Linked DNA regions of Homo sapiens: regions 1, 2, 4, 5 and 6 are each linked to region 3. The links are chromatin loops, found by intact Hi-C in ENCODE. Cell type or tissue: heart right ventricle. All regions are shown on one strand.

Region 1 (4,000 bases), 640 kb after region 3:
CACTTTGGGAGGTTGAGGAGGGAGGATCACTTGAACCCAGGAGTTGGAGGCTGCAGTGAACTACATTCATGCGACTGCACTCCAGCCTGGGTAACAGAGCAAGACTGTCTCTAAAAAATAAATAAACTGGAAAACTTCTGCATACACTAGAAATCAATAGAGTGAACAGACATCTGTTGAATGGGAGAAAATATTTGCAAATTATTCATCTGACAAGGGACTTAGTAATCAGTAGACATTAAAGTAAACTCAACAGCAAAACAAATAATCTCATAAAAAAGTGAGTAAATGTCATAGACATTTCTCAAAAGAAGACATACAACAGGTAAATGGGTCAACAGGTATATGAAAAAATACTCAACATCACTAATCATCAGGTAGATGAAATCAAAACCACAATGAAATATCATCTTACCCCAGTTAGAAGTACTATTAGAAACAAGGCAAAAAAAATAGCAGTTGCCGGTGAAGATGTGGAGAAAAGGGAACTCTTAGACACTATTAGTAGGAACGTAAATTAGTACAGCCACTATAAAAAAAAAATGAAGATTTCTCCAAAAAAGTAAAAATGGAACTATCTTATGATCCAGCAATACCACTACTGGCTATTTAGCCAAAGGAAAGGAAATCATTATTTCAAAGGGATACCTGTGGCCCCCGTGTTTATTGCAGCACCATTCACAATAGCAAAGCTATGAAATCAACTTAAGTATTATCAGATGAATGGATAAAGAAAATGTGGTATATATATATACACAATGGAGTACCACTGGGCCATTAGAAAGAATGAAATCATGTCATTTGCAGCAACATGGATGGAAGTGGACATAATTACGTTAAGTGAAATAAGCCAGGCACAGAAAGACAAATATCCCATGTTCTCATGTAGGAGCTTTAAAAAGTTGATCTCATGGAGGTAGAGTACAATGATAGATAGCAGATCCTGGGAAGGATCTGTGTTGGGGATAGGGGAAAGAAGAGAGGTTAGTTAATGGGTACAAACATACAGGTAAAAGGAAAAAGTTATATTCAACAGCAGAGTAGAGTGACTATAGTTAACAACATACGGTATATTTCAAAATAGCTAGAAGCGAGGACTTGAAATGTTCCCAACACATAGAAATGATAAATATTTGGGGTGATGGATATCCTAATACCCTGGTTTGATCATTACAACACTCTGCATGTAACAAAATATCACATGAATCTCAAAACATACAAATATTATCTATCAAAAAAATTCTAAAAATGCAAAAAAGAACATAAAGCGATTAAGAACATACTATGTTTGTAGTACAGCTACCAGGCCAGGTGGAGAACTGTGAGTTCCAAGACAAGCTCATTGTTTGCTGCCTGCTGTGGTCTGAATGTTAGTGCCTCTCACAGATTAATATTTTGAACAACAAAAATACTTCTTTCTTGGATAAAACAACCTCTTTTAAATATCTTGTTCTGTATACGGACCTACTACTGTAGTCTGGTGGTTTTGTAGTTACTGCTAGTAGCAATGTGGTGGATGAGGGGCTAAGTTAAAAAAAAAAAAAAAAAGTGTCATACACCTAGGAAGTCCCTGCTAAGCACTGGAAACCACTCAGTCAATGATGAGTTAGACAAAACACAACCAGAATCCAGCCCTGGCTCCACTACCAAGCAGAAGGGTGATGTGAAATGACATGAGGACTTTGTCTTTCTATGTTAAAAGGCATGAGGACGGCAGTCCTCAGGCCCCTCACAGCATTCTAGTGAGGATAAGCAGAAATGCCTGTCACAAGTGTTGAATTCCTCAAGAGACTCATTAAAAGAATCAACTTCTATGGTAAGTACGGCTTTAGGTTGAAGGAAAGGGAAGGTAATTCACACTGAGATTCTCCAGCATGCTGACAATTTGCAAATGGAGAAGTAAAGCAGGAATTGAGCTGGAAAGGTGAGAAGGAAAGGTCTTAGTCCCAAATGGCACATGGTTGGCTTGAGGCCCAAAGTAACCACCCCCACAAGACACAGGTAGTGGGCCTTAAGAATGTCCTTCAGGGTGTACATCGCCCAGTAATACAGAAGAATCCAATTACAATCATGTGGTGTTTTCCGTCATATCAAATTGTTTATCAAATCATTTAATATATTGTAGATTTGGCAATAGTCTGCATTTCACAGGCAGCTCTTTCAATTTGAAAAACTGTAAATGTCTACGTGTCATTCCAATGCCAATGCTACCCTCTAGTGGATAAAACAAGTAGCTGGCTTGATAGAGCTCAACTCTCCTGCTTGGTCAATTCTCCTTTTGTAATTTGATAGCACTTCCTCATCAAACACAACTTCACCAAAAAAAAAAATCAAGAATCGTACTTTGTAATAAAAATTAATCCATCTTATGGTATCATGGACTAATATATTAGAATAACATTTGCTAGCAGTTTAATGATTATGACTACACCGAAGCCTCACTTTGAATAACATCTACATTTACCAAGAATTCAAAAAAGATTTAAGATTGAATTCCTTTTAAATATTAATATTCCTTGTAAACATGGTATGTGATTTGATTTATAAAAGCAATTTTTCTCACCACTCTTCAAGAACACACCCATTGTGTAAGATGCGTACATGCATTTCCATTGCCATTGAGGGATGAAAGGATTCTGCCTCCTCACAGGTGAGGATATTCAGGGAATTGTATGAAGTAAAGAATACGCTTTGGAGGAACTCAGATACACACTTAGAATCCAGCCCTGCCACTGGTTAAGGGTCTTAGTCCAGTCACTCAACTCTGTGGTTCCTTGGTTGCCTCTCTTAGGTCCTACTTATGACTTCTAAACCCCAATGTTTGGTGCCAATCCTGTTCTTTCCCCTACAAGGTCTCTGCATAGATCGACTCTAGAAAATCCTGTTTCTAAGTGAAAAAATCTCAGAATCTACTTTCAACCATGCCAGCAGTTCAAACTTCAGTCTTAATTAGGGGGAAAGTGGAAACAAATCTAGGATTCATCAGGCCATAGTGCCACACCCTCAAGGAGCCATTCATGTTTATAATCTTCACTTGAAACCACATTGATTACCTTTTATATTGAAGGGGGAAACCTTCTCTAAGATAAAATGAGCTGCCTATACCCCAGCTAGGATGGTGTCTTCTGGAGGGAAGCAGGAAGTTTCATGGCATTTTGGTGCAAGAGGCAGTCACTCTCAAGTATGTGGGGACAACCAAGATCACACTTTCCAAAGTTGTCTGGAAAATCACCTTGTTCTCTACTAGAAGAAAATCAAATCCCTACAGATACATGCAGCTGCAAGCAATTACTCATCTTCATTAAACACTCACTTAAAAGACTAATTCAAACAACGCTGCTGCCTGCCTACACCTGTGTGAGGAAAGTAAACAAGCTATAAGGGGAAAGGGTGACATCTACCCAAAAAAACAAAAAACAGAAAACACACATCTATAAACATATGTACATGGCCATTTCCAGAACACCAATATTAACTATCAAATCATCAAATAACTATTCTCATTACCAAGTGGCTTGGGTTACTCCCAAGATAAGCCATTGTTTCCATTGCTAAATATTGTGAACCACTTATAGAAATACACGTCCCAAATAAAAATGGCATAACATTATGATTCAAAAGAGACTTAGGAGCCAATAGTAGCCTCTTGCTTTCACTCAGGGGCAGCAGATCACATGCTTAAAAGTTTCAAGAAGCAACCGAAAATCTGTGCAGAGAATGAGCTTGAGAAACAAAGTATTACTACCACCAGGCACTACTTGGTAGGTCCAGGCAGTGTGCTGGAACATTTCTTGGGTTATTTTATTTTACCCACAAATACATGTTTTCAGTATCATTTGAGGTTTAGAGAAGGGCAGTAACCTGTCCGTAATCATACAACTCCTAAGCAGCCAAACAGGAGTTAGAACCATCTTACTCCCAAGCCCACAGTCATCACAAATCTCCTAGTCAGTCTCAGGGACTGACCTTAAAACACATGGAGTTTCAAACTTGGCTGCAT
Region 2 (4,000 bases), 66 kb after region 3:
CATAGCTTCCTTGAAAATAAGTAAGATATCCACGCAATTTCACTAGTTTCATGGTGGAAGAAAATCTTACATATGCTTAATGTCATTGAAATTGTCAGGAGTGTTTTTTGATCGGAGAGGGAAAAGATAGTTTTTGGTGCTTGTTTAACACAGATTTAGTGACACAATGTAAAAATGTTAGCAGTGTATCATCAAGTGAATGTAAGGGGGCTGCCTGTCTTCATATCAGGTTGTAAAATCTGACTAATGGCTTCTTAATAAGGGGACACTGTTTTGGCTTGGGGGGATTTAGAAAAGTGTTTTATTGGCTAAAGTTTGGGGATTGTTCCTGTGGCAGCAAACCTTCTGATCCTTTCCCATGCTCAGAGACTAACCCCAGGGAATGTGGTCAAGAAGCCACTTAATGGTTCTCGATGGAGCTGAAGCCTCAAGGTTAAGTACCAAATCTCTATCAAGGGAGAGAGCTGAGTGGGCCTGTTCTTTTGTCTTCAAGCTTTCTGCTATCTTCTCTCCTTCTCCAACTAAAGTGTTCTAATCCCAAAGTGAAAGTGAAACTCTACTCTACTCCCCTTCTAATAGTATGTCACAGTCCCGTTACACCAGCTGGGAAGAACTGCGTTGGTATCTCTAGTGAGTAACATTGAATGTCAGAAAAGTGAGAACAGACTTTTCGGTGGGTGAAAAGGCACAGACCGTGACCATGGGAAGAAAAGTTCCTTTCTCTTTTTTCTGCCTTGCACCCTGCTTTGTGTGGAGTCTATTTTTGATATTGTACCTCGTCTATATGGCATGTTCACCTTAATACATGTGTTTGCACGTATGCTTTTTGGTTTACGGGGCTCGTGTAATCCCATTTAAGCCTGGCAAAATTTGAGGTAGATTATACCTTTGTTTTACAGATTGTGAAATGGAGCAGACAGACTTGATTATTAATTATGTTTCTCTTATAAATTGCTAGCGATGTGTCACCTTAGGCAGGTTTCTCTTGTTCTGTAAGCTTCACTGTGCTATCTGTAAAACAGAAACTCAGACAGCCTCCTTGGGTTGATGCAACAGTTACATGACAGAATGTTGGTAAAGTAGTTAATGCTGTTCCCGACACAGAATAAGCACTCAATCAATGACAGTTCTTATCGTTAGAGTATGATTGTTGCTATAGTTAGGATTATCTTGTGGGACTCTGAAACAGATATTCTACTTCCAAATCCAACATAATTTCCTCTGTCCCAGGTATGTAGTTTCATGTAGCAGTGTAAGTCTCTCTCTCTGAAGATGGACATCAGTCACAGAGCATTTCATATGCTCTCTTCACTCCTACTGAACTATTTCAATAAAGATATTAAGAATTATAAGACATAAACACAGTCCTGAAAAATCTCAGACAAGCAAAGAAATCAAATTGCATATAATATTAACACGGCACAAAGAAAGAACTCATGTGAATTTAAATAACCTTTAAAATCCAAGACGATTTCAGGTGGGAAGAATTAGGAGATTCGTGGCTTAGTACAAAAATGTCTGTTTTTCTTTTTCTCCCCCCAACTCTTTGGTCACTTAAACACACATGGAGTTGGTTTTGCTCAAAAGCACACTGTCATATGAGACTTCCCTTTTAACAGTTAAAAGGGAACATGTTCATTTTCTCCACGTGCTAAATGGGCTTAAAATACACACATGCGTGCACACACACACACACACACACAAACTAGAAAGTGGGTAGCTTGGGAATCATGTTTCAAGAGGGTCTGCCTGCACATCTGTGAAATAAGATGAGAGAATACGAATGGGCCTGAATCTCCCAAATTCTATGGCACGGTAATTCCCTGTCATTTATAGTCTTTCACTAGCTTCCTTGGTGAGCTAGCAGGAGGGGAGAGGAGGATTATTCATTAAAATCCTTTACTTTTGTTTCAGTCTTTTTTTTTTTTTTCTGTCTACAGAAGGTGTCCCCCTTGTGGTTATAGAAAAAGCTGGACTGGCAGTTTATCTCATCTTGTGAAATTTCACACATGGACAAAGACTTTTAGTATTCTGTCTATCCACCTTTTAGTAGCTCTTGCTTCTAAAAGGGTAAACTTTTACTCAGATACTCATTTCTATCTGAAAGTTAATGCTAAACTCAAAGCCAGATATTCAGTCAGCTGGCTTTAAACTTTTTAACCCCACTTATGATTATTTTTAAAATTCTCTTTCCCTGTGGCTGGTAGTATCGTTTTTCCATGAAGTGGTATCAGAGATTAAATGGTGTTATCTGTCCATGAACAATTTACTTACTGGAGCATGAAAAAGTGATTAAGCATGTGTCTGTTTCAATGCCATGACTGACCATTAAGTTCTCTCAAGTATGCAACCCAGCTTGGCCTTTTCAGCAGCAGTGAGAAAACCAGTCTGAGTGAGCAGGTTCCGCAATGGGCTTCTTTCACTCCTGTTCCCCTCTCTTGGAGTCACAGTGAACACTAAAGTAGTGGGAGTAGACAGTTTTGGTTATTCTTAAGGAAGTATCTTGGTAGAGCTGCTGTTTCTCTGTTGAGTAGGAATTCACTATTTTTCCCCCGACTACTGTGTTAATATATCCAAATATCTTTTCCAAAACTATAGGATTAGTAAAGGTTTTATATGCCACTTTGATAAAATTGCTTTCACAAAAGCAGTTTTTAAGAAGACAGTTAAGAGCTCTGAGACAGTGGTTTCATAAAGGAAATCCAATTAGACTCTGTCTTAATTGTAGAATTTTTAAAAAAGAGAACAAGAGATGTGAAATATTCCTCTCAATCATCTGTCTTCTGTAACATACAATTCTAGAATTGTTAGGAAAAATGCACATTAGATACCAAAAGTGTTAAAATGTCAAATATTAAGGAGAAAAATCTAAGTAATAGTAAATCAGCAAAGTATGGATTTCTACATCTTACCGATTTTACCTCACATGCTACCTCCTCAGGAAGGCCTAACAGTATGATTTTCACCACTGCTGACTTGGTAATCAGGCACATTTCCTATACATACATATTATAGACTGAATAATTGAAAAATGAAGTGGACATTTAAACAATACCAACTTCTGCTCAAAAGGGATTCGATGCAACTTTATTAAAGGCAGTATTACATAAAAACATATTAAGCCCCGGTGTGTGATGTTCCCCGCCCTGTGCCCAAGTGTTCTCATTGTTCAGTTCCCACCTATGAGTGAGACCATGCAGTGTTTGATTTTCTGTCCTTGCAATAGTTTGCTCAGAGTGATGGTTTCCAGCTTCATCCATGTCTCTACAAAGGGGTGGGGGGAGGGGGGAGGGATAGCATTAGGAGATATACCTAATGTAAATGACGAGTTAACAGGTGCAGCACACCAACATGGCACATGTATGCATATGTAACAAACCTGCACATTGTGCACATGTACCCTAGAACTTAAAGTATAATAATAAAAAAAAAAAGAAATTAAAAAAAACATATTAAGATACTACTAATAGGAAACCTCATTAACATGGTGTGGTTAGACATATTTTCCCTTTTTCTACCCATTCTTTCTAACTTGTATTCATTGATATATTATCTGTGTGTTTTAAAAAATGTAACAATTTTAAAAATCAAATACAGAGTGTCATGTTTATAAAACACACTATGGAGTATGAAAATTATTTGTTAGAAAGAGGAATATATCTTATTGCCTAATGGCAGAATTGTGTTTCAGGGTACTTGATCTGATTAAGCATCCAGATCCAAGGGCATGCTGAAATAAGTTCTACTGTGTTTGATATTCATACTGAAGCAGAGGATATCAGTACTCTCTTTCACAGCATATTATTTCTTTTGTATCATAAGTGTATTTTTTCAGAAGACATTAATCATGTATTAGTCTGTTCTCATGCTGCTAATAAAGACATATCAGAGACTAGGTAATTTATAAAGGGAAGAGGTACAGCATAGCTGGGGAGACCTCAGGAAATTTACAATCATGGCAGAAGGCAAAAGGGAAGCAAGGCACCTTTTTCACAAGGCG
Region 3 (4,000 bases):
ACCATAACGGGTCACTCTCCCCTTTCTCTCTGGTTCATTTGGCCATTCTGTCTAGAGAGCACCGCAGACACTGTGCACAACAGAGGCTTTAAGTAGCTACTTCTCCATATCCAGAGGTTTAGAGGATTGAGTAAGAATCTAACTTTACATGCTTTTAATACAGCTAATTACAAGCACATGTGTTGTTAGGGCCTCAGTTATTTAGTATATGGGATGTCTTTTTGATATATACTCCTCCAGGGCTTATCTTTCCTTTCCTACTGTTCCCACCAACTTAAGATCAGATTTATCTGAAAGGAATTTTGGCTTATGCATCTATAAATATGCCTATTAATATTTTTTCTGTAAATACAGAAACAACACGTTAGCCTTATCAGTGAAACCTTGGGCCTCTTTACTATCACATTTTCAGCTTGCATTAGGATCATAGTAAACTAGCTAAAGGAAGAAAAAATAAATAAACTGTCATTCTAAAGGTTAGCCTTCTTAATTAAATGAAAACTCACGCAGCAGCATTAGAAAATGAAGTGACTGTAGCCTGTGCTCTTTTTGAGGGGACCCTACAGAGCATCCAGCCCATCCTGCCAAAAGCATGGCAAGCTGAATTAACCCCGGATGGATAAGAGGCTGCTGCGTTACAGTGGTGGTTTTTCGTTTGCAAGCAAGTGGAATTGACTGTGTGTGTCTGTTCTTGAAACTGTTCCATTTCTAGCCCACCTCATTTTCACCTTCTCTTTGATTTACCACCACCACCACCTTGCTGTTCCCTGGAGCTTCCTGCTTTCCCTACCACTGTCTTTCAGCTGAAGCCAATGTGGAGAAAAAAATCAGTAACAAGGTTCTGGGTTAGGTACTTTCACATTTATAAGTTCATTACCACCTCTTTTTATAGAAAAGCAAACTGAAATTCAGAGTTGTTAATGATTTGACCTAAGATCACACAGCTAGTGAAGTATGAGAGTAGACTGATCTATCTCCAATGCCCATTCTCTTTCCATAAGAACAACTGTTTGTATTGCTCTCCTTGCATTCCCACTGCCTTCATTCATAAAACTTTTCTCATGGTCTCCAGGATCACACTGCACCCTCCCAGCACCATAACAGAGCTGACTCTGTCTAGACCTTCAGCCTAGCACTGTCCTACCTCTTCCTTGATTTTGTTATTTTTGGATAGGTTCTTGGCCCCTTCTAGTTGGCCAGGAGCTCTGTGAAGTCCTCACACGAGTAAGTAAAGCCAGAGGTTTTCCAAAGCAGTGAGAAAACTGCACGTTTTGAGATCGGCAGTTCATTCTACCCCCCTCATTTCATGGTTGTATCATTTCTATCATCCTCTAACAAAATAGCTATGAATAGTCACATCATGACATTGCCCTCCATTTCAAAAATTAAAATATTCTCACTCTGTGATTTTTTATTGGTTATACCTGTATTCAATCAAATATATTGATTATATCTTTTCTTGATAAATATAAAAACAATATGATAAAAACTTTTACATAATCCTAATAAGTTAGAAAATTTTTCCAGACTCTCATTTTTTTAGTATAAAGAAGGGCTTTACATTAATTATACTTATTCAAACTCTTGGATTTGAGGGTTTTCCAGAGGGTGAATGTGTTTAGGCACAGCTGCCACACTGTGCAACTCCATAGTGCACTATCTGCATTGAGCTCCAGGGGGAGCCATTGAGATTGTGATTGTGATGGTATCTTCCAAAGTGGAAGACAGTGAAGTGATAAGGTTTGAAAAGGTGGTTTGCGTGTCTGGCTGTAATTAGAATTATCAGGGGAGCTTTTAGGACTGAGTTTCACTCACGGCAATTAAGCCAAAATCTCTAGGTGGATCTAGGCATCAGTAACATTTCAAAACCGCTGGTGTAGAGCATGAGATCTTGGAGACGTGAAACCCAAAGTTGAATCCTAGTTTTGGAACTCTCCAAGCTTCATTTTCTTCATCTGTAATAAAATAAGGCTATGAATTGTTCTTACTTTATAGAACTGTAAATATAACCCTTAGCATTGTACTTCTAGTTAACATTTCAAGGTAATTAGTAATCACTACTGTTATTATTATGAAGAAACATATCACTACTGTTCTAATACCTCGATGTCTTTAAAAATAAAAAAGGATAATATACTACCAATTAAGCCACTTCTCAGAGATTCAAAGGGCATGTAAAATATAATTTATATTGGATGAGTCAGAAGATAATTCATTCAGTTGAACCTGTAGAAATCCTACTAAACTGCGAAAGTGGAGAATTCTACTAAAGATAGCACCTTCTACAATCTGACAATGAAAACCCTGCCATTGCACTTTTGCCTTTGGTTAATTTATATTTTCATTCTAACCACTCTGCACTTTGTCTAGTATATCAGTGTTACTTCAACTCTCTCTCAAACGCCAAGCATGAATTTATAGTGATTTGTTAATTACCCCTAGTGATTTCAGGTACTTCAAAGTTAACCTCCTAAGCAAACCCCTTCACAATTTAAGCCCAACCAATAGCAAGCCCTGTCAAATACATTTCATGAACATCTGGCAAGCATTAATCCTCTTCTCCATCTTCTCTCCAAGGCTAGGAACATCTCTTTTTTCGTACTCCTTTACCTGCTACTGATTCCTAATTAATCCTCATATGCTAAAAATAACTTCATAAAAAACAGATATTCACAAATCACTTCTGCTTTAAATTTCCTTTTACTGCCTTATTACCGACAGAATCAAGTCCAAAGTCCTTAGAGAATAAAAACCTTCAAGATCAGACTTTCATTAAACTTTTCAGAATCCTCCCTCCACCCACCGCTTCTTGATAAATGTCCTGATCTAACCACTCTGAATTCCACATGATCTCTGAATCTGCCAGTGTGTCTTTGCATACAGTCACCATTTTCTTTTCCTAGCTAACTGCTAATTATCTTTCAAAGCTGAAATCGTGTGTAATTTTGGGGGTGTTCTTTTATTACTCTTCTAAGCAGCATGTGTCTTTTCCTCTTCTGTGTTATTATGGCACTTACTGTGCTTTAATGAAATTGATCATTTATATCCTTCTCACTCAGTGGTCTGAAGGCTCCTTGAGAAGAGTCTAGGACTAACTTCGTGTTCTTAACTTTTACCTGACAGAAAGTCAAATGCATTTAGTTAAGGTTTATTTCATTAGAAATGAGACTTGCTGGACTGTGCTGAGGAACTAAAAATTCTAGTTGTAAAAAGAACTCAGAACAAAGATTAATAAATGAACTATTAGACACATGGATATTTCATTCAGTGTGGATTGGGAAAAATCCCTGTTGAAGCAGAAACATTCTACCCTCCCTTCTATAGCTCCACACGAGCTGGAAAAGCTGAGAAGCACCTAGAAATGATCTTGAGTTTACTGTGGAGCTAAAGGAAAGTGAAATTGTATACCGCTCAGCCAGTGGTATTGACACAAATACATACACTAAAGAAAGTAAGATCACACATTATTCTCTAGACTCTTTATTTTTAATCATCTGTAGTGCATAATGTTTGTGTGTGAGTTTTAAATTTATACATGTTAGATCACAAGGAAAACATGAAAACATTTACTGTACAATTTGTTCTCCAATATAACTTTGCTTTTGGACAATGGAGACTGAAGAAAGGCTTTTAAAATGATAAGACATCTCTTTCACAAAATTTTCTTCCCTGGAATTCCAGATCAATAATGTTTTTAGAAAGCTAAATTAATTAATAGGATATGGTCTTCACTGAGAATATTATAGGTGAACTATCCATAACAAAAAAGATAATGAATTAATGGTTATTGAAAAATAACCACTAAAATTTAACCAATTAATACTTTGCAAGTATTCCTCATGTATGACATTTAAATCAAAAGCTAAGTTACGCTGTGATCATCTAGAATAGCTGGGAATCATACAAATATCGAAGCCATTTGAAAAATGATTGTTGAACCAAAAATTAAAGTGAACATGGTAGAATCAGCTGGTATTACAATAGATGCCCATTAGCATTG
Region 4 (4,000 bases), 340 kb after region 3:
CCGGACTGCGGACTGCAGTGGCACAATCTCGGCTCACTGCAAGCTCCGCTTCCCGGGTTCACGCCATTCTCCTGCCTCAGCCTCCCGAGTAGCTGGGACTACAGGCGCCCGCCACCGTGCCCGGCTAATTTTTTGTATTTTTAGTAGAGACGGGGTTTCACCTTGTTAGCCAGGATGGTCTCGATCTCCTGACCTCATGATCCACCCGCCTCGGCCTCCCAAAGTGCTGGGATTACAGGCGTGAGCCACTGCGCCCGGCCTCTACATAACATTTTTTAAAAAATTAGTTGGGCATAGCAGTGTGTACCTTTAGACCCGGCTACTAGGAAAGCTGAAGCAGGAAGATAGCTTGAGTCCAGGAGTTCAAGGTTGCAGTGAGCCATGAACACACCACTTCACCCCAGCCTGAGACAGAGTAAGATCCTATCTCTAAAGATAATAATATTAATAATAATAATTAGCATATATTGAGCTCTTTCTCTGTGCTACAACTCATAAATACTTTAGCAGAGAAAAGAATTGAAACTATTAAATTACACATATAATAAATACATAGCACAAAAAGAACTAGCAAATATAAAACTCATAAGGTTCTGTTTGACTTTACAGTGTTCCTGAAATTGAAAGTAGGGACCATCCCAAACTAGTCCACTGCTCCATGAGAATTGATCCGGTAAAATCATTGACATATCCATAGAAAGGAAAATCCAGAGTAAAAAACTAAGGTAGTTTGGGATGAGACAGCCCTCAAATATCCCTTCCTTTATCCATTAATTGCTTAAAATGCCTACCATATGTTATTCTTCTGAATGTTGGCCTGGAAATTCTCAAAAAAATACTGATCCATTATATGAGTTAAGATAATATACAAACAAACAGGCCGGATGCAGTGGCTCACGCCTGTAATCCCAGCACTTTGGGAGGCCAAGGCAGGCGGATCAGGAAGTCAGGAGTTCGAGACCAGCCTGGCGAAACCCCGTGTCTACTAAAAATACAAAAAAAAAAAATTAGCCAGGTGTGGTGTTGGGCACCTGTAATCCCAGCTACTCGGGAGGCGGAGGCAGGAGAATACTTGAACCTAGGAGGCGGAGGTTGCAGTGAGCCAAGATTGCGCCATTGCACTCCAGCCCAGGAGACAGTGTAAGACTCCATCTCAGAAAAGAGGAAAAAAAAAAAAAAAGATAGTGTACAAAGAAATGATCTGCTAAACAACTTCTGAACACGGGGCCTGGAAAGCATAAAAGACAGCAGATATATTTGGGGAGAGTTGCGGGGTTGAGGGCAACTCTCCAGCATGGCTTACTGACCTGGGAAGGAAGTCTGCTTTTCTGTGGGCAAAGCAGACTCCAGAGACTGTGAGGAAAACTTCACCTGATTCATAGCTGAAGAGGCTATAATTCCTTTTGTTAATATCCAGCAATATGTTTTGGTCTTGAACATGTGAGGCTTCACATGTGCATGTGTGTGCATATTCATACATGGAAAATGTATGGGGAGAAACAAATGTGGAGGCAGACGCAGATGCCAGATTCCTAGCCCTCATCAAATGGGACTTCTTCAGCCACACAGTCATCATTTCTACCACTGGCTACACACTTAGGTTTTCTGAGGATTTCTGAATATCTGTGATCATCTGTGGCTATTCATTTTCCATGACCCATTTAATTGAAAGGTGGTGTGGTTACTGTTTTTCTTTTAGGAAAGCAGAGATTATTGCCCTGAAGTCTCTGGAAATTAGCCACAGCTTGCAAATTTGGAACACCCAAAGCAAGCTTGATGAATTATCCCCAGTGTAATATCCCCAGCGCTTCTGCCAGAAGAAAGGCTTGGCAGTGTGAGAGAATTGATGCAGCTCTAGTTTCTGTTGTACCAGCTGCAAAGTGGACTTCGCCCCTTCTACCAAAACACAGAGTAAAATGATCACTTTTGAAAAAATATTTGAGATGACGGGGGAAAAAATGTCCTTGGGATTGTTTGTCAGATGCTGGGCTGGTTGGTGTTAAGCATAATTGTGAAGAAATGAAGGGACTTTGGTTAAGTACCCCAAGTTTCCTCAGTATCTTAGTACTTTGCTACTGCTGGTGCCCCTTTCGGTTATTCATTCATCCATGAGCAACTGTCACACATGACATTCACCTGCCGAAGATGCACCTTAAGCTCAAGATTTAGTTGCTGGTGATGGCATTGTCCCTTTTTGATAGAATATTGAAAGACAACAGCATTGATCAGCAGGTTCTGGGTGGTTAGTTGGTGGTTCTGGGATCCACTTACTCCATCTACTGGTCAAATATATCCAGTCTAGAAAAGGCTATTTCCCTTGGCTGTGGACAGTGGATACAGCTCTAAATAAACATCTTCAATGGTAGGTTTCATTCCTGGGTCACTCGGTGATCTTACCAGTGAATTATCTGTGGGTACTCATATCACTGGGAACAGGAATTTGAGGCCTGGAAATTTGACATGAAATGTGTGATCATTTCTGAAGTCATCTAACTCAAAGTAGAGACCTACAGAGAAGAGACAACTTAGTCATCTTTAAATTATGAAGACTTAAAGCTATGGCATAGTACCTTAAATTCTGGTCAGTATTGATCTGCAGCTAATGATGATGTCACCTCCACAAATCAGACATGGGTGCTTTACAGAGCTACTTACAGGCAACTTCTGGCCCTGACTTAGCCTTAGCTCTCTTGCCCAACCCCCCTACACACACATGCTTTGTTGCCCTAAATTTATGAATCTACACATAGGACTCCTCAACTAAGTCTACATGTGGCTGATAGCAGAAGGCAGCACTGTTGCACAAACAGGAACTCTGAGTTCAAGCAATACTCTGCCCAAGAATTTGAAATTGTTGATGCAGAAAGAGAAAAGAGCAAGCAAGAAGAAAGAAAAGAAAAGAAGAAGAGTCTTCACTTGTTAATGCTCCATCTTGCTTTCTTTGAGGTGCTCCTAATGCCTTCAGAAGGCAGCAGATTTATAGATCTGAAGAGAAACAACAGGATCCCTGATGCCTTCAAGATATTGCATCTCGGCCAGGCATGGTGGCTCACATCTGTAATCCCAGGAGTTTGGGAGGACCACACAGACACGTTGCAAGGTCAGGAGATACAGACCATCCTGGCCAACATGGCGAAGCCCCGTCTCTACTAAAAATACAAAAATTAGCTGGGTATGGTGGCATACACCTGTAGTCCCAGCTACATGGGAGGCTGAGGCAGGAGAATCGCTTGAACCCGGGAGGCAGAGGTTGCAGTGAGCCAAGATCGCACCACTGCATTCCAGCCTGTCGACAAAGCGAGACTTGTCTCAGGAAAAAAAAAAAAAAAAAAGATATTGCATCTCTTCTGTTTAGCACCTGGAAATAAGTAACAGATAAGTCGCCAGAATGAGGAACTATGACTTAAAAGTCTTCCCTTAGATTAACTGGGATTTATGTCTCTTTCTCTGTCTCTCTCTCTGGGCCATATTGAAATCCTTTTCCTCCTCTTCCTCTCTTCATTGCTTATTTAAATTACATAAAATCTTTATGGATTTTTCAAACCAAGACAAATACAGTGCATTGGAGAATATATTATGAACAATTGAAAATGTTTTATTTATGCTCTAAATATATTTTGTTCATCAAATTTGGATTAGGTATAGAATTATGATATTATGTGGGCATTAACTAGTGATGCTGTTCCCTATTTTATTCATGCATCATCTTTTATGTTTTTAGTGTGTGACAGACACATCACTTCACTGTTCACATCTTCAGAAAAATTATTTTGCTTTATTTCTAAAGTGATCCGGATTCTGTATCACTCCCATGAAATAAAAGAGGACCCTAGAACCTGGGTTTTTCATCTACCTCTTTGCTGAATCCAGCCCCTTAAGGATGACTGATTTTGTCCAAGTCCAGATTTCCAGAAGTTCTTTTTTGGCCCTGATAGTCCAAACCATTTGAAATACCTTCAGGATCCATTCATTTCACTTCCATAACTTCACAGGGTCTGCT
Region 5 (4,000 bases), 310 kb after region 3:
GTGGTTGGAAAACTCACCAAGGCTCAAAGCCTTCAGATGGCTAAGAGTTGATTCCAAGGTGCCAACTCCTTGCTTCTGCCCAGGAAAATGGCCAAACTCTCCTATAATACTAATCTATAAGAAATATGCTGGCCTTTCCACCCCAGCATGATTTCACACTAAAATGGCTATTTCTCACTCTTCAGATATTAAGTTTCTTAACATGTAAGAAAAGATGAAAGAATCCAAGGCAATAATGGAAAATATTCTTTTTTTTTTTAGCAGAAATATGTTAGAGTACAAACTTTGCCAGGCACTGGTAGCTACTGTGTTTTCACAGCCCTAGTCACATCTAACCATTTTCCTTTAAAATGACAGACTTAAATAAAAAAAATTCCTCTGAGGTGTCATAATAGAATCCTATGAAAAAGTAGCCAGAATTTAAAAACTTTTCTGTTTCAGAGAGTTCTAGCTTCCCATGAACAGCCTGAGTCTGAAAGCATATCAAAGCAATATGACTTCACCATCCATCTTCTGGAATTAATGAAGTAGCAGTGACTTTTCCTTATGAAAGGTCTGTTTGGAGGGCAATGTTGGAAACACAGTGCATTCAGCTGGCAGACCTTGAAGGCAAGATGTGCAGAAGAACTGACTGCACAGGAATCAGTCCTGAGCAGAGTGATTACCCCACAGTGTTTGGCTAAGCTGCTGTTATCCAAGGTTCTGCTGAATAAAACTCATAGAAGAACAAATGAACAAAGTCTGTCTTTAGGACTAGTTGGAAGCATTTACAGTGAACCATACCAAGTAAAACTCAAGAAAAAAATTTAGTTGCCCTATTTGACTCTGGCCAAAAGTTGCATGATTGCAGGGTAAACCCAATAAAAGCAGACGTTTTGAAGTGGAATCAGGACCACAGTTTGCGTATTTCAAGTTTCCCCTGTTGAGAATGTATTTCTAAAGTAAAAATGAGATAGATGTGTACCACATGCTTGTAGTGTATGTGTAACCAACCATATCCAAGATGTGCAACTATAAAACCTACATCTGGAATACATTTTTCCATTTCATCTTCTATGTGCACAGTTTAAAAATTAAGTATTGCCTAAGCAGAAAAAAAAGGAATTAAAACCTATGAACACTTTTAAAAGAAGAGAGGTTAATTGAGAAGCTATTTCTTAAACTAGTCTAAGACAGGTCATATGGCATAATGATTAACATCATAGGTCTCTGAGATGGACCTGTAGGGTCCTAGCTCAGCTTCTTATAACTATGTAACCTTGGTCAAGTTCCTTGACTTATGTAAACATCAGTTTCCTCATCCATGAAATGAGTCTCGAATGAAAGTAATGTATATAAAGCAGTCAACAGTCTGATATAAACCTCTTACCATTCTACGAGATTTAATTGTAGCTTAGAAACTGAACATGATGTCTATCTTGAGATATCTGTCTTGGTTTTAAAATGTGTTTTTCACAATATACATCACAGGAGAGCAGCAGATAGTCAAGAGAAGGAATGATTAAAAAAAAAAAAGTTTGACTTTTTAAGTAATATAAAACAAAATGACAATATTAATGCAAAGACGTCTGGTTTGGCCTGATTTTGCTAAATTCAGTGGTTCAAGTGGATCTTGTATATTACTAGTTATTTTCAAAGCAGAAGCAAACAGGTACATACAGCACAGAGTCAGAGTGTCCAAAAGTTTTACCCTGTCAACTTCCAGGATTGCTATGTTGTCCTCCCATGCACTCTGTCCTGAGAAAATGCCACTAACCCACTTTAGATTTGCACCTTATTCTTCTGGTGGACACGTGGCCTTTCACTGTGAATTTTGTCATAAGGAAAATAACGACTTGAATGTATTTAACGGACAATCAGTGTGACTACGTAGTATATGTTTAGAGCTGGAGAGGGATATCAGAGAGATCCGGTATAGGCTCCCAAACTAAAGAGCTGAGTTTCACTAGGGAGAGAGAGACCTGTACATGAACAGCACAAATCACAGAATCCCAAGTTTCTCCTATGTGCCACTTCCATAAGACTGAGTCCACTGGAGTGGGAATGATTCCTAATTTATACTGAATTATTCTTTTGATTATTTTCATGGCTATCACATATGGTACATATCCTAGGCCATTTAAGGTTGCTCAATTATATTGGCTGCCTATTTTTAACATAGCCATTTATGTAACTCAAGAGTCAGGAAGCTACCTTTGAACACTGTAAATTGTCAAATGGTTTTTGATTTCCTAGGTTCCTTATCACTTGGCAAATATGTACAGCAGACCTTTTCCAGAGAATGAGTGCACTGGGACTTATCCCCCAGACATTCCTTCTCTTTGTTAAACCCACAGTCTCAGGCAGGGACTCCAGCAACCCTTTCCTCGGGAGGAAGAAGCCTCTAGATTTCAGGAGTGCCCTCCAGTGGCTGCTCTGCTAACTAATCCTCTACTGATCTCCCCAAGGCTGACTGGGGCAGCACTTCTTGCAGAGCTAAAGCCCAGCTGAAAACTGAGGTAGGATCTTCTCACTTAGAAATATCCAGCAGTAGGAAAAGGCCTCGATCATTGCATAGACAGGCTAAAATTGACGAGTGCTTTCTGTCAGAAAGTTTGTGGGGTTTGGTGCATTTTTTTTTTTTTTTTTTTTTTGGTTTTTCATATCATGCACACCACTTGCCTACTCAGCTCCAAAAACAACATTCTCTCACAGCAACTGCCAGGGAAAAACATGAGGTGGAAAAATCAGAGTAACGTCTTCCCCTGGGGTGACATTATACAGGAAAAGTCATCGGACAACTCCCAGCCTGGCCTTCATAGGTCAGCAGGAAAGGCTGTCATTACCTTAGTGTTGTTGGGAAATTTAAAGAGATAATAGATGTGGAAACGCTCAGAAGGAGACTCACGTAGTAGATGCTCAGTAAATGATGGCTGTTAGCCTGTGGGTCTCTTCATGTGCACTGACGCTTTCCTAATGTATCTCCCACCACTAAACCAAGAGTGCAGTGTATTTACTTACTTCCTAACCCCCTAGTGAGGAGATACCAGGAAAGCTTCAAAATTTCTACATAGGAAAGCTTAGAGGAGGTGATCTGGTAAGAATGTAAGGCTTGCAGCTGTGTTTTCACAGCACTTTCCATTAAATTGCTCAGATGTTCATTTTTTTTAATAACAAAAGGGCTGCTGATGGGAGCGTTGTCCCCCAGACCCTAGACCCCTCAGTAATTACTCAGAAATGTCACAGTCTCCCTAGAAGCTATCCATTCTGCCCACTTTTCCTCTTACGTTGCTCCAGTTTCAAGTATTCCCCTTGAGGTTTTAGAAATAATGTTTGTTTATCTAGCACTTAGACTCATCAGAGGGAAGGAGGCACTAGAGCATTCACATGGAATTCCTCCCCCACTTGAATATTTGTCAGGAAAAAAAATAGATTCAACTATAAATGTGCAGCAGAGTTGGTGCCTTCCCACTGTGAATGTATTTTCAAGTGCACGGACCAATCCACCACAAAGGAAAAATGCAATACCCTTCCAAAAATACACAGTGCTGATGTGATGTTGCATTCCTTTGTTCATTTTCCCAGAGCCAGGTTACAGGGCCATAGGCTCCATTTGAATAGACTTCTTAGTCTAAAACAGAGGTAAAATCAAGCTCAAAGCCATGATGTTACTTTTTATTTTTTCTTAAATACTGAACTTAGACTTGAGAAATCTTTCTTTTCTTTTTCTCTTTTTTGAGACAGGGTCTCACTTTGTCACCAAGGTTGGAGTACAGTGGGGTGATCTTGGTCACTATAACATCTACCTCCTAGGCTCAAGTGATCCTCCCATCTCAGCTCTCAAGTAGGTGGGACCGCAGACACTACCATGCCCAGTTTATTTATTTATTTGTATTTTTGGTAGAGGCAGGGTTTTATCATGTTGCCCAGGCTGGTCTTGAACTCCTGAGGCTCAAGCAATCCACCCACTTTGGCCTCCCAGAGTGCTGGGATTACACGCCTGGCCTTTATTTTCATGAAT
Region 6 (4,000 bases), 630 kb after region 3:
AAGTGGTAGAAACCATAGAGTCCTATGTTGAATGAAGAACAAGGAAGATGTATACAATAGATGCCAATCCAAACATATAAGGGGGTACCATATTAGTTTTGCACAGTAAGTGTTAAAGAACAAAAAAAAAACTAAAATATAGCTTATTCTCACACACCCTTGACCCACTCTTCCCCTACCCCCAAACACAAGCAAAATTTGATTATGTTAAGATGGAGCCTTAAAAAGCTCCCAGGTGATACCAATAATCAGCTAGGGGAGCACTTCTCTCAGGGATCTTTTAAGTCCCTTCTAGGACTTCAGTAAGTAGAAGATATGGTCTGTGCCCTCCAGAAGCTTGAAATATAATTAGAAAGTTAAAACAGAACAGGGTAATAGAAGAAGGCCCTAAGATAAGTATTGCAGAATTTTCAGAATGTGAAGAAGTAGGAAAGATGGAAGAAGCCATTCTGGAAAAAGACAGGAGAAGAGCATGAGGGGGCAGGGTATGTGGGGGTGCAATGAGTGGACAAGCAGCAGGCCCGGCAAACATGCAAAAAAGATTGGCTACCAGCAGTGCCAGCCTAGTCCTGAGCCAATAATTCTCCCTTCTGGGGTGTTTTCATTCAGATTTGTCTATCTTAAAGTGTCCTGAAGGTGGAAGAAGAGAGTATCAATTAACAGTCATGTGAGGCCTGTCTTCAATTCAGCCTCTTCTATAAAGCCTTCCCAGACCAGACCAAACCAAACTTACCTCTTTCTTCCTCTGAAGTCATGTAGAGCTAAACTGAGTACTTAATCCAACTCCCTCATATTACAGAGCGTAATCCTGAGAGATTCATTTGTTTACCCAATGTCACAGAGGTAGGAGAAGAGCCAAGAGAAGTAGATCTCTGCTCTCCCACTGACAGCCCAATGTTCCCTGCATTATTTCACCTTTTCTTCTTGTGGAAAGTGCATGTCAGTTCTTAATATCTCAACCCATGATTTTAAATTTTCATCATCATCCGTAGTCTAGTACAGTGTCAAACATAAGGAGTGCCCAACAAATACTTGTGAAGTTGAAGCAATAGCCCATAACTCCACCAATTTAAGAAAAGATTAAAATTTACCAATTCAAAAAACTAAGTAAATTGCAACTTAAATCCAAGAGTCCAATACCAAGACACATCACACTTAAATTTCTGAAGTTAGAGACAAAAAAATCTTGAAAGCAGCAAGAGAAAAATAACACCTTAATTCTAGGAAAAAGGAAATGTCAATGACAGCAGATTTTTCATCAGAAACCATGGAGGCTAAAAGTAAGTGATGAAAGAAAAGAATTTAACCCAGAATTCCATACCCAGAAAAAAGATTCTTTAAGAATGAAGGGGAAAAAATCAACATACTCTCAGATGAAAACAAGTAAAGGAGTTTTGTTGTTTATACCAGCAGATATACTCTAAAATAATAGCAAAAGGAAGTTCTCTAAACAAAAAGGAAACAGAGACCCTTGGACGTTAGGAAATACAATGTAAAGGGAGGGGCTTCAAGATGGATTACTAGAGACATCTCACCTCCTCCATAAAAAACCAAAATGAGTAGATATTCACACTTTAAATGGATCATCTAAGAGAGGGCACTGGAATTTAATAGAGAAGTGACAGCAAACACCTAAAATAAGGAAGGAGAGAGGAGCCCAGAGAGGCTGCCCAGTGCAGGGAAAGGTAAGTGAAAGATCCCCAAAAGGTCCACATTCCCACCACAGACTCCTGCGATCTCAGTGACAGGAGAGCCCTTGACCTTCCAGGCCCTGAGATTAACTTAGGGAGCTCCAAGGAGACAGCACAAAGTTTTTCTCCAGAAACAAAGCTGAGGCTGGATCCCACACCTGCCCCAGACCTAAGGAGCTTAAGCAGAATACTATTTTGAGAGCCCAACCCCCACCCACCTGCATCCTGCCCCGGGGCTCAACAGCCCTTGCATCTCCACATCTTTGGGGCCCCCTGACATCCTCCACCCGCAGCCTTACTAGCTGCTGCCATCAGGCCTGAAGCATGAGCCACAGGCAGCAATCCATCACTCCTGGCAGTGGGGCTGACACACATTTGCACACACCCTGAGGACAGATTCTTACCTACAGCCACCACCGTTGCTGGCTGCTGCCACTGGGCTGAAAAGCAAGCCGTGGGCAACAACCCTGCCAGCCCCAGCAATGGTGCTGCTGTGCGTTTACATATGAACTGAGGACAAGCTCCCACACCCACAGCCCCACCTGTGGCCAAAACACAAGCTCCTCAACTGCCTGCCTACAGCTGCTGCCACTGACAGCAACCTCACTTTCCCATCAGCAGGGCTGCAGCCACTTGCATGCACACTGGGACAGGCTTCCCCATCCACCACTGCCACTATCACCTGAGCACTACACTGGGGGGTTGGCGATCACCCAGCTCTGCCCGCCACAGCCCTTGCCCATATGCGCCACTGGGAGCCCCAAAGACAGACCCATCCAGCCTGGCTCCATGCCCCCTAGTGCTCAAGCATGCTGTTCAGTGGACTGGGGATTGCCCCACCCCATCCACTACTGTTGGCACCTGAGTACTCTTAACAAGGGCCTAAGGATAGACCCACCCAGCCTGCGGCTATCATCACAGCTGGAACCCACCTGTATGCACCACCTGTGGGCCTGGGGACTGGCCCACCCAGCACATCACAGCCCCCACCAACACCAGTACAGACAGCTGGGGAGGCAGAGGGTTTTCCTGCCACTACTACTGCCATCACTCATACCATGCCTGCTGTCCAGGGTCCCAAGGGCCCACCAGCCTGCCTGGCCCCTTGCTGCTGCTGCTGCTGTCTTCACCTGAGTAAGCCATCTGGAGGCCCAAGAATCAGCCTACCTGGAACCACTTGGTGCTGGCACGTGCACTGCCCTGTTGCCCAAGGACAGGCATGTTCCACCTACTACTGTCATCACTGCAGATGAGGACTGACACAGCTGGTGTCTTCATCCCCAGCAAATCTTCACCACAGCCTCTACTAATGACTGCACCCTAAACCACTAAGGAAATCAGACACCACTGACACTGTTTACAAGCAAAGAAATTATACAGAGACTAGACCATTGCATGCACCCAGAATCAAAGCCAAAGTGCCCTAACCAACCAACACCATAGATACATCTTCAGGAGAAGTCCTCCCAAGAAAGCAAATCCAAAAAATTAGAAGAAGCCGCTGTTACTCCAGATGCACCAGATATCAATGTGAGGACACAAAAATCATAAGAAAATATGACACCTCCAAAGAAATACAATAATTATCTAGCAACAGATTACAATGAAAAAAACTTACAAAAATCCTGGAAAAATAATTCAAGATAATTAAAGAAGCTCAATGAGATACAAGAGAACACAGGTAAATAATACAAAGAAATCAGAAAAACAGTTTAGGATATGAATGAGAAATTTACCAAAGAGATATCATAAAAAATAATCAAACAGAAATTCTGGAAATGAATAATTCAATGACCTAACAGACATTTATAGAACATTTCATCCAACAGCTGCAGAATACACATTCTTCTTACCAACACATGGAACATTCTCCAGGATAGACCATATGTTAGGCCACAAAACAAGCCTCAACAAATTTTTAAAAATGGAAGTCACATCAAGTATCTTTTCAGACCACAATGGAATAAAGCTAAAAGCAATAACAAGAGAAACTTTGGAAACTGCAAATACATGAAAATTAAACAACATGCTCCAGTATGACCACTGGATCAATGAAGAAATTGAGCAAATCAAAAAATATCTTGAAATACAGTATACCAAGACCTATGGGATATAGATGGAAGTACACAGCACTAAATGCCTACATCAAAAAAGTAGAAAGATTTCAAATATGCCATCTAACAATGCACTTCAAGGAACTAAAAGAGAAAGAAAAACCAAACACACAAGTAGAAGGAAATAAATTTTAAAATTAGAACAGAACTAAACAAAAGAGACCAAAAACAATATAAAAAAATCAATAAAATGAA

What was found. Peaks named below come from ENCODE experiments on the same cell type or tissue, not always from the same donor. Only the 100,000 strongest peaks of a DNase experiment are listed, where the experiment ranks them.
Region 1: it touches region 3 in a loop (20-fold over the local background); 79 of 110 quality-filtered maps call a loop at or near these places.
Region 2: a loop joins it to region 3, with 2.4 times the contacts of the local background. A loop is called at or near these places in 7 of 110 quality-filtered maps.
Region 4: a loop joins it to region 3, with 4 times the contacts of the local background. A loop is called at or near these places in 24 of 110 quality-filtered maps.
Region 5: it touches region 3 in a loop (2.7-fold over the local background); 25 of 110 quality-filtered maps call a loop at or near these places.
Region 6: a loop joins it to region 3, with 10 times the contacts of the local background. A loop is called at or near these places in 78 of 110 quality-filtered maps.

The regions. Positions count from the first base shown.
Region 1 is chr2:39,911,977-39,915,976 of GRCh38, reverse strand. No RefSeq gene overlaps it. Among named protein-coding and RNA genes, the nearest start is that of SLC8A1-AS1, 3.7 kb to the left of the region's middle. In heart right ventricle, a CTCF peak has its summit at 2,214 (motif pointing left); no DNase peak of the experiment used is centred here.
Region 2 is chr2:40,486,156-40,490,155 of GRCh38, reverse strand. It overlaps a transcript of SLC8A1 not described here. Among named protein-coding and RNA genes, the nearest start is that of SLC8A1, 36 kb to the right of the region's middle. In heart right ventricle, CTCF peaks have their summits at 1,780 and 1,981; a DNase peak (open chromatin) is centred at 2,386; H3K4me3 peaks cover 2,346 bases; H3K27ac peaks cover 3,847 bases.
Region 3 is chr2:40,552,565-40,556,564 of GRCh38, reverse strand. All of the region lies in intron 4 of LOC101929667 (a long non-coding RNA gene), which reads right to left. Among named protein-coding and RNA genes, the nearest start is that of SLC8A1, 100 kb to the right of the region's middle. In heart right ventricle, CTCF peaks have their summits at 1,455 and 1,666 (motif pointing right); a DNase peak (open chromatin) is centred at 1,684; H3K27ac peaks cover 1,639 bases.
Region 4 is chr2:40,211,616-40,215,615 of GRCh38, reverse strand. The region is part of intron 2 of SLC8A1 (solute carrier family 8 member A1); the gene reads left to right. The region is part of intron 3 of SLC8A1-AS1 (SLC8A1 antisense RNA 1); the gene reads right to left. Among named protein-coding and RNA genes, the nearest start is that of SLC8A1, 240 kb to the left of the region's middle. In heart right ventricle, a CTCF peak has its summit at 2,277 (motif pointing left); no DNase peak of the experiment used is centred here; H3K27ac peaks cover 891 bases.
Region 5 is chr2:40,243,199-40,247,198 of GRCh38, reverse strand. The region is part of intron 2 of SLC8A1 (solute carrier family 8 member A1); the gene reads left to right. All of the region lies in intron 3 of SLC8A1-AS1 (SLC8A1 antisense RNA 1), which reads right to left. Among named protein-coding and RNA genes, the nearest start is that of SLC8A1, 210 kb to the left of the region's middle. In heart right ventricle, CTCF peaks have their summits at 2,225 and 2,425 (motif pointing left); a DNase peak (open chromatin) is centred at 2,408; H3K27ac peaks cover 3,194 bases.
Region 6 is chr2:39,918,642-39,922,641 of GRCh38, reverse strand. All of the region lies in intron 1 of SLC8A1-AS1 (SLC8A1 antisense RNA 1), which reads right to left. Among named protein-coding and RNA genes, the nearest start is that of SLC8A1-AS1, 3.0 kb to the right of the region's middle. RefSeq lists an enhancer at 1,482-2,141. In heart right ventricle, no CTCF peak of the experiment used is centred here; no DNase peak of the experiment used is centred here.